Regions from separate parts of the Homo sapiens genome. Here region 1 is linked to region 2. Evidence: chromatin loops called from intact Hi-C (ENCODE). Cell type or tissue: CD4-positive, alpha-beta T cell. All regions are shown on one strand.

Evidence for each region. Peaks named below come from ENCODE experiments on the same cell type or tissue, not always from the same donor. Only the 100,000 strongest peaks of a DNase experiment are listed, where the experiment ranks them.
Region 1: it touches region 2 in a loop (4-fold over the local background); 17 of 110 quality-filtered maps call a loop at or near these places.

What each region holds. Positions count from the first base shown.
Region 1 is chr4:661,052-666,051 of GRCh38, forward strand. PDE6B (phosphodiesterase 6B) reads left to right here. Exons shown (of 22, transcript NM_000283.4): 13 at 1,083-1,190; 14 at 1,458-1,567; 15 at 2,049-2,136; 16 at 2,719-2,819; 17 at 3,063-3,170; 18 at 3,830-3,893; 19 at 4,204-4,278. Among named protein-coding and RNA genes, the nearest start is that of PDE6B-AS1, 8.4 kb to the left of the region's middle. RefSeq lists an enhancer at 2,322-2,914 and a silencer at 2,509-2,978. In CD4-positive, alpha-beta T cell, no CTCF peak of the experiment used is centred here; DNase peaks (open chromatin) are centred at 2,630 and 3,170; H3K4me3 peaks cover 1,703 bases; H3K27ac peaks cover 1,067 bases.
Region 2 is chr4:335,717-340,716 of GRCh38, forward strand. It overlaps ZNF141 (zinc finger protein 141), which reads left to right and starts at 2,098. Exons shown (of 4, transcript NM_003441.4): 1 at 2,098-2,270. The coding sequence starts at 2,268. RefSeq lists silencers at 808-867, 1,098-1,207 and enhancers at 1,222-1,737, 1,843-2,803, 1,848-1,947. In CD4-positive, alpha-beta T cell, no CTCF peak of the experiment used is centred here; DNase peaks (open chromatin) are centred at 745, 1,955 and 2,545; H3K4me3 peaks cover 2,735 bases; H3K27ac peaks cover 1,503 bases.

The DNA of each region.
Region 1 (5,000 bases), 330 kb after region 2:
ATGGTAGTTAGATGGTTGGATAAGTGAATGGATAGGTGGATGGATGGAGAAGTGGGTGGATGAGTGATAGATGAGTAGGTGGGTCAATTAATGAATTAATAGATGGGTCAATGAATGGGTGAATGGATGGGTGGACAGCAGATGGATGGTGAATGGATAGATTTAAAGTTTTATTATTAGGAGTTCCAAGCAATTTGATCATTAGGCACATCATCTGGCAATAACAGGGGATTTGGTGTGGGGTGCTGAGGAGATAGAAGCATCCCATCACCTAAACAGAAAGCACAAAGTGGCCCCCCTGGTTTGGCCACAGCAGCACTCCTCGGAGACCCCCTGGGGAGGCGGGATGGCTTTCCCAGCCCTCGTCCACAGCTCTGTGCCCTCCCTGGGTTCTCCTGCCCTGCCCTGCTTCCAACATCTCAAGGGGCTTCCCACAGCCCTAGGAAGAGAATCCTCTTTTCTCATGCCCCTCTGAGAACAGGTGCAGCAGGCCAGCATTTTCAAAAGAAGTTTTACTAAATACTAAGGGAAAACACTCAAGAAAAAATGTATAGAAAATATTTGCAGAATAAAAAATATTTCCAAATAATTTTCTGACCCTAAAAATCACAATGGCCGCAGGAAGAGCCTCCTGGCGATGTCCGCAGGGCAAGAGAGACCAGCATTCTCTTGCCCTGCGGACATCGGTTCTCCCACCCCAGCCTGCAGCCCACACATTCTGCTCATTCAAATGTCCATGCCTAAAACCAACATCTTAAAATATGCTGCATCCCCAGGGGTCCTCCTCCCAGCTTGAGGCCAGGCAGTCGGATGGAGGCTGGGCGGCCCCTGAAGGCTGGGGCTGTTCTCAGCTCCTGCCCTACCTGGCTCCACCCCATAGGTGCCAATGTGGCAGCCCCTACCCAGGAAGGCCAGCAGAGGCCAGTGGGAAACGCAGGGATGGGGAAGATCGGGAAGTCCAGGAGACGGTGTGGGGATGATGGCACGGAGCAGGGCTTCCACTGTGAAGTCAGCCACAGGTGCCGCTCTGGCGGGACTTACACGCTTGCCGCCGGAGCCCTGTGTCCTCTCGGCTCCCCCAGGTCCTGGTGCGGTTCCTGTTCTCCATCAGCAAAGGGTACCGGAGAATCACCTACCACAACTGGCGCCACGGCTTCAACGTGGCCCAGACGATGTTCACGCTGCTCATGGTACGTGGCTGCCAGAATCACCAGGGTTGTGCAGGCCCTCCTGGTACCAAGGGCAGCACTCAAGCACCCCGAGGGATGAGATGGGGGTCCTCCCAGGGCAGAAGGATGGAGGAGGGCAACGCCCTCTGACACCGTGCACCGCGCACCCCAGCCCTGCGGTGGTCGGAGGTCCAACCTCCAACCCGACGCCTAGGTCATCCCAACCCCTCACCACTCCCCACCCTGCTGGAGCCAGGACCGGTGAGCAAGGTGGCCCTGTCTCTACAGACCGGCAAACTGAAGAGCTACTACACGGACCTGGAGGCCTTCGCCATGGTGACAGCCGGCCTGTGCCATGACATCGACCACCGCGGCACCAACAACCTGTACCAGATGAAGTAGGCACCTCAGGGCGGGCATGTGAATTAGCCCTAAATCAACTCCACGCCCTTGGCGTGAATTAGGCTTCGCATAGCAGGCTATGTAGAAAGTGGAGTCCACGGCCAGGCCCCGTACTCCAGCACTGTGGGAGGCCAAGGCGAGGGGATTGCTTGAGCCCAGGAGTTCGAGACCAGCCTGGGCAACATGGCAAGAGCTCTCCTCTACAAAAACTTAAAAAAAAAAAAAAAAAAAAAAGCTGTGTATGGTGGCGCACACCTGTGGTCCCAGCTACTTAGGAGGCTGAGGTGGGAGGATCACTTGAGCCCAGGAGGTCAAGGCTGTATTGAGCCATGATTGCACCACTGCACTCCAGAGTGGGTGACAGAGGCAGACCCTGTCTCAAAAAAAAGAAAGTGGGGCCCATCTGGGGGGGCTGCAGAGCGCAGGGTGGGCCAAGGGCAGGTCCCACGGGCCTCACCTCCACCACCTGTGTAACAGGTCCCAGAACCCCTTGGCTAAGCTCCACGGCTCCTCGATTTTGGAGCGGCACCACCTGGAGTTTGGGAAGTTCCTGCTCTCGGAGGAGGTTGGTATACTCACCCTCGGTTTCTGCTGTGGGCGCTGGGGACGCAGCGTCCGCAGGACGGCAGGGCCGTATCCTGCGGAGCAGGGTTCTGATGCAGCGGGTGAGCACTGGGTGTGTGAGCACTGGGGGAGGGCGGCAGAGAAGGCGGAGGGCCGAGGCTGAGGGCAGGTGCATCGGAGGCCCTGGGAAAACGCTTGTGGGGAAGACAACTGGAAAGGGCCCCTCATGGGGTGGGGTGGAAGCCGAAGGGGAAGCGGCCCGGGACCCACCAGCGGGGGAATGAAGGGCAGCCGAGCCCTGAGCGGCCCCCAAGGACCTGGACACTCAGTGGACCCCTCCCTGCGCTCCCCGGTGGTGACCTCTGAGGCCATCTGCGTCCCAAGCCGACGATGGAGCCGCTGGTGGAGAGCTGGGCACCCTGAGGAGGGCCCTGAGCAGCAGGCGGATTAGGGGTCCCGCCCACCGAGGGCCCGAGGGCGGGGGCGTGAGAGGCACAGGCAGCCGAGGCGGAAGGGGCGGGGTCCCCGGGCACCCTGAGAGGTGGCCGCAGGGCGCCTGACGCGCTGGGCATAACCTCCGCAGACCCTGAACATCTACCAGAACCTGAACCGGCGGCAGCACGAGCACGTGATCCACCTGATGGACATCGCCATCATCGCCACGGACCTGGCCCTGTACTTCAAGTGCGCGCCTTCCGGGAGGGGGCGCCTCGCGGGGCGGGCGGGTAGCCTGGGACCCCCGGCAGACACGGGGGCGCAGCGGCGGCACAGCCCGGGGGACGCAGCCCCGGATTCCGTCCCTGCCCGCCGGCCCCGCGCACCCCGGATGGGGCCTCGCTCGGGCTCCGCGCCTCCCTGCAGACGGGCGCTTGGGGCGGGGTCTCCACACTTGCTCCCACCTGCACCTCCCTTGTTCCCTGGGTTCAGGAAGAGAGCGATGTTTCAGAAGATCGTGGATGAGTCCAAGAACTACCAGGACAAGAAGAGCTGGGTGGAGTACCTGTCCCTGGAGACGACCCGGAAGGAGATCGTCATGTGAGCGCGGGCGGAGGGGGCACGAGGGGTCCTTCCCTCGCAGGGACCGGGCCCACTCACCAGCTGGTTAACCCTGCAGCCCTCCCCAGACGCTCTGGAGCAGGAAGAGCCCGTCGCGGCAGCTTGTCGAGGGCTGTGAAACAAATGCGCCGTCCTTATTTCCCCCCAGCTCTCAGGGAGATGGTGCAGAGCTGGGGAGCACACAGGCCCTGCATTGGTCTGTAGCCCTTGGCAGTAACTTACTTCATTTTGACCTTCCACTTTTTCACCTGTAAAATGGTGATTCACAACCAGCCCCTCCCCAGGCTGGTCCCAGGGACCCAGTGAGAAAATACACATAAACCCAGCACTTGGGAGGCCGAGGGGAGTGGATCACCTGAGGTCAGGAGTTCGAGATCAGCCTGGCCAACATGGTGAAACCCCGTCTCTACCGAAAATACAAAAATTAGCCGGGCGTGGTGGCGGGCGCCTGTAATCCCAGCTACTCGGGAGGCTGAGGCACAAGAATCGGGAGGCGGAGGTTGCAGTGAGCTGAGATTGCGCCATTGCACTCCAGCCTGGGCAACAGAGCAAGACTCCATCTCAAAAAAGAAAACACATATAAACCACCTGCCCTCAGGAGACGCCCATCAGCACTCGTGCCCGGTTTGTGTCTGCAGGGCCATGATGATGACAGCCTGCGACCTGTCTGCCATCACCAAGCCCTGGGAAGTCCAGAGCAAGGTTAGAACAGAGGGCCCTCCAGACCCAGAGTCAGTGCCTCTCAGCACATGGGACTGCCGGGCGGGCGGGAGCCTCGGATGGCAACGGACCATTGTTTGCAAGGAGCTCTGAGGGCCACCTCGGGGCCAGGCCAGGGCGGCAAGGATGGGGGTACTGCAGTGTGTCTACATGGCTCAACCGGAGCCCTGTGTGGTGGGGACCCCGGGGGTCTGGGGCGGAGAAGACCGAGGCTCGGAGCCTCACGGGGCGGGCCCGGGCCCTTCCGCGTGGGCTCAGAGCTCCACAGACAGCTGCCTTCCTGTGCCTCCAGGTCGCACTTCTCGTGGCTGCTGAGTTCTGGGAGCAAGGTGACTTGGAAAGGACAGTCTTGGATCAGCAGCCCATTGTGAGTGCTGCTTCTGGAACCTTCCACTCCTGAAACGGGTGTTAGAGACCCCTCTTGGTCCTCAGGAGCCTCAGGTCCTGGCTTGGTCTCAGGCAGGGGGTTCTGAGGTCGTGGGGTCCTTATCTCACTTTGTGGGATCATGTGACATGCGTGTGGGTGGCTCGGACCTGGGTACAGCTGTGGCTTGGGTGATGCTTATGCAGAGGTGACGTCGTTGGCACTGGAGGAACCAGGGCCACCCGCTCATCACCAGGAGCCTCTGGGTCCAGGCAGCTCTGCAGGTGAACCCCAGCAGGGCCGCGAGCCATGCACCAAGAAAGCCCTGGGGAGGGTGCTGGGGCAGAGAACGCATGGGGGGCGTCCCGGGCCCACACAGTGGTATGATGGACAATGCCAGGGTCCTCAGGTCAGCAGCGGGGTCTGGATACCTCCTGGCAGCAGGAGAGGTGCCAGCAAATGGGAGAGTCAGGATAGGCGCCAGGAACAGGAGAGGCAGGGCTGCCCCAGCCCCACGTGGACCAGGTGGGAGCTGTGGTTTCTCACACACCCGCTCTGGTGGGCGGCGAGGGGCTCTCTGGAGCCTGCAGTGGAGAGGGCTTAGGCCAGGTGCAGCCTCGGCAGGAAAGGGGGCATTGGTTGGTCAGCAAAGCCCCACAGGGGAAGGACAGGCAGCAGGTCCATCCCCCGCGCCCGGCCTCTAGAGTCCTGCATGGTTCACCCTC
Region 2 (5,000 bases):
GATTACCAGGACTGGGCCCCAGCCAAGGATTTGACATCACCTTATTTGCCTACTATAGGGATGAACTAGGTGGTCAAGTGGCCGTATTATTTCACTGTATTAATACAAATACACCTTCCAGCCCTGGGAAGCAGCATACAATTGCCAAGAGACGTTAGAATGCTGCTGGAGGATTCCAGGGTCTCACAGTCTGGATTTTAGAGTCCTGAATTTTAGACTTTTCAAGGACATGTGCTCCTCTGGGGTTCAGGCATAATAGACTATATTTACCGATGGTGACTGTGTGCATGACGCCATAACATGTTACACTATTAACTCACTTAAGGGACTCCATGAGGCAGGTACTGCTATCTTCACTTTACAGAGGACACTGAGCACAGGCAAGTAACTTCCCCATGGTCACACAGCTGGAAATAGCAGAGCAGCTGGGATGTGCACCCAGAGTCTGTGTACTTAGCCACAGTGCAATCCTGCATAACTACAAAACAAACTTATGTGTGTGAGCATCTATCCGCCCAAGCAGACAAGTGTCAAACTACGCGAATGCTGTCCAAGCACTGCGTGAGCATACACTTCTCTGAAAGCGTTCTGCTCATCAACAGGGCCAGCCAGTGACTTTTCTGATCGCTTAATGCACCTATCCAGTCTCTTCACAGGCGGCTCCTGGGGTCTGCCGGGGGTGCTGGCGTCGGGTTGGCCCTGGCGCTGTCCCCAGCCCCCACTCCCCAGGCCCTGCAGCGCCATGAGGTCGGACTCCTGGGCGTGTCCTGGGTTCTGACCCACCCGCGACGCCAGCTGCCCGCGCCCGGAGCGGATGGGCCTGGCCCGGCTCCACCCCGCGGGGCTCCGCGGCTCAACGGGTCGCCCAGGGGCGCGGGCCCGGCTTCGTCCTCGACGGTGTCCGCCCCGGCCCTGGCTAGGCCGACGGCAGCCGGGTCCGGGTGGGGCTCGGGCTCGGGGCGCGCCCCTCCCATCTCTCCAGGGTCCGCGTCCTCGCTGCCGCCAGGTCCCGCCGAGATCCCCGGTGGCCCCGGCTCCAGCGGCTGCAGCGTCGCCATCGCCGGGCAGACCCCGGCCGACCTCAAAGCGACCGCGCGGTGGGGCCGGCGGGGACTGGGGCTGCGCAGCGCGGCCTGGGGTGGGGGCGGCGGGGCCCCCAGGAGCTCCTGGGAACCGAGGGTCCTGGGGCGGTCCCGCCCCGCACAGCTCCGGGTGAGCTTGGGGAGGGAGACACACTCTCAGCCCACCTCGCCCCGCCCGACAGCGCTCCGAGTCCTGAGTCCCCTCACCCCCATTCTACAGACACGAAGGTGAAGCCAAAGACGGGACGCTCACTTCCTGAGAATTTGCTGCCTGCTGCGTGGACACCACCGACCTATTGTTTACAGCGGTCAGGGACCCGCCCCCCAGACCCCCAGGACCGCGCTTCCGGGGGAGGAGGGTGTCCTCAGCAACGGTGACCCGCACCAAAGCCCTCCTCACCGGGGTCACCGCCACAGCCGGTGCGAGGCCCGCAGGGCGCTGGGGATGCGCGACCGACTCCCGTGAACCTGCTCCTCGCGCGTCAGGGAGAGCTGTGCACCCAACTAGGCTCTGTGAGGACGGACTGAGGTCGGCCTGCAGGCTGCGGCCCCGAAGGCAGGATTTGTGGAGAGATGATTCGCGAGCCTTGGAGGAAGGATGGGCTGTGCGTGCGTGGGTGCGTGCGTGTGTGTGTGTGTGTGTCTGTGACTTTTGTATGTTTATGTGAGACTGCGTACGTGCGCGCGTCTGTGTGTGCGCGCGCGCGTATATGTCTGTGTGTGTGCGTGCGTGTATAATTTCTAAATGGACGTCACCTTACACATCACAAGGTTAAAAAATGACCCCTGGGCTGTGCCAGGCCAAGCACGAAGAGAAAGCCCCGCCTGAAACTGCCTGGAGGCCCCCCGGCTGTCACTCTCGCCACATTCCGTGGAGTATGTGGTTGCAACTTCTGTCACTCAAGGTCTGATGGCGGGGAGATTGGAGCCGTATCCAATCAGCGCACTGGAGTGAAAACTGCCCAATCAGGCACGCAGCCAGAGAGGAGGCGGTGGCTTCCGGGATGTGGCGCGGGTCTTTGCGTCTGGCTACTACCAGACCGCGGGTTAGGGGCTTCATCTCTCTGCGTTCTCAGTTGTGGGAGGCCTTGGTGATTCGGCCACAGCTCAGCCTCCGTCGCTCTGTGACCTGCGGGTATTGGATGATTGGTAGCTAAGACTCCCGAATACTTCAGAAGTGGGGAAATGGTGAGTGTGCGGGGCAGGGCGTCCCAAGGCTGAGGAGGTCTCATCGGAGCTGGCGGGAAATGGCGGCGGGACCGAGTCTGCGAACGGAGTCCCCGCTGCCGCCGCTCAGCCCTGGGGCCTCAGTACCCTCCGGTGAGGGACCTGGGCTCCTGTCGGTCCCCGCACAGCGGCTCTGGCCCAGCCTGCAGCCCTCCTTGTGCAGCTCTGCGCCCGCAGCCCCGCACCTTCCCCAGGCTGTGGGGTGAGGAGTAGCTTATCTGGAAGCCGCCCGCGCGGCGTGCGCGATGCCGGCGTGGGAGGAGCTGTGGGAGAAGCTGTGGTCTGGGGATCCCGTCCCTGCTTTACCCTGTTCGGAATGAGATCGAGGCCCCATCAAAACAGAGTTCATGTGAGCAAATGGGGACTCATTAATGGGACAGCGCCGGCCGTGGCTCGTGGTTTGGGGGCTGCCAGCGGGTCTTGAAGGAAAAGCTTTTGTGAGGTGTGTGAGGAAGCGAAGCAAATCACCCGCCCGCTCCAACTTGCCCACCAGTCTCCTTGCCCTGTGCGCCTCCTCCGCGTGGCTGTTCCTGAGTGGCATCTTTTAGAATACGCTAGTGTGGGCGCGCACAGCGCTTCGCTGAGTTCTGTGAGTAGTTCTGTCATATTATTGAACTTGAGGAGGGTGTGGGCCCCTGGTTTGTAGACAGGTGTTCAGAAATGAAGACGGGTGTCCAGAGGCAGGGACTGGCGTCTGCAGGGGGGCAGCTGCGGGAAGAGCGCTGAGCTTGTGGGGTCTGTGCTGACTCCGGGTGGTGTCGTTAGTGAGTTGTTGGACAGCCCGTTGGGGTCGGAGCATTGACTGGTGTTGAGCAAACTCCTCACGTTTCCTGTCAGAAGAAAGACATGGCTGAGCCTGGGCTGGAGGGAGTCGCAGGTGTCCGCGGGAGACCAGCCGGGTTCTGCACATGCACTGTCCTGCTGCGCACTGTTCTGTTCCTCCAGGTCTCCTCCCGGGGAGAGAGGGCGCTGAGAACTTGGAGGAAAGGAGTTCTGAGAAACATCCCTTCCCTGCACCCTGCTGCCAGCCCCCACCCAATGCTAACCCACTCCTGAGCCCGCCCATTGGGCATTCGCACGGCCACACTTGTCCCAGGACAGGGTTCTACCCTCAGGAATTGTGCCCATGGCAGCTTTGCTCCTAGGTTTTTCTCCCAAGAACACACACAGTGCCCAGAAGACTCCTGGTTCATTTTAACCCCAGATCTGTAGCAGGAATCTGTTTTCTTCACCCACCCAGGCTTTTGGACCACCTGATCCTAATCTCCTCTGCCTTTATGGGCTCAGGAATCAGTTAGAGCTTAGCCCTGCCTGGGCCTGAACTTGTAGCACAAACCAGTCCTTTCGTCAATCCTGCCTTGCCCCCACTCAAGGCTCTTGATAGCACCTTTCTTCTGCTCTTTTCTTCCCCACAAATCCTCTTTCCTGTGCACACAGTTTGCTCAAGTGCATCCCTCATGTGCTACAAGAATTCAACGTTAGTGAGTTCAAGACCATGCCTTTAGACCTGCCTGTTGTAGGACCAAATACAAATCAGAAGAGGCTTAATGCTTTCTCTTTAGAATGAGGAAAGAATTTTTACTCTTCTCCCTTAAAGCATTTAGTTTGAAAACTTTTATATTTAAATATTTTCTCTGCTTCTTTGAAATATATATAACTCATTTTAATCTGTTAACTAGGTGATTTGTCTTTTTTGACTCAAAATTGTCTTTAGGACATGGAAACTATTGCTTTGAAATGTGCATAGCAAGAATATATAACCTATTCCGCAATTTCTGTAGCAGAGTAGGAGGCTGCCTTCAGCAGGTACCTGCCTTCACATATCAAATCTACCTCCTGTCCTGAAGCTGTGGGAAGTTTATTTTCCCTTTGAATATTACCAATTAGGAAACCCGGATGACCTCCCAAATTACTAGGTGAAAGTGTAATAAACTATGTATGATACATGGTACTGTCAAGTCTTCTACTTGAGAGCTAATTATGGTGACTTTCTTTGTTTTGGCAGTCTCTTAGTAGACTGCCTGTAATGCACACCACATTTTGTTTAATTCTCTAACAACACATTTTCTTGCTGTTCTATTATTTTGGACAGTATTTTAGGATTGTAGATGATTTTGCTGTTATATTTTCCACACGCTGTCAAGAATTACTAGATGTTATACACAAAGTGCCCACCAGGCTTCGTTTTAGAGAAGAACCTTCTTTCTCAGGATTCCAGTCACAACCCACAGTTGTGCAGCAAAGTGCACGAAGTGCAGCAAAGTGCTCCCCAAAGCTGCAAACAAAATGATCTCTCTATTTGGGATCTACAATCCCTTCTATAGCAGTTTGACTAGATTTCTACAAAAATGACTTTTTAGGATAGCGATCAGTTTTTCCACCTCTTTCAGTGTGCCAATGATCTTCAGATCTGACACTGATTCAGAAATCATGGGGCCCATAAATCCAGCGAGGTTCACACATGTGCATTGATTAAACCTGAGAACTTCCATTCTCTCCCTTCTCCCCTTGCCCAAATGCCCACAAATGTGCTTACCAGCCCTCCAAGTCTTAAATGTGCAGTTCCAAATTCTGAGTTTATGTCCTGGGATTTGAGAGAAGAACAGAACTTTTGTTTGAGAAATACAAGTTCTTTTAATTACGAGACCAAGTGATGTGTTAAAATGAGACCACAGTCCTACCGTTCCCCTC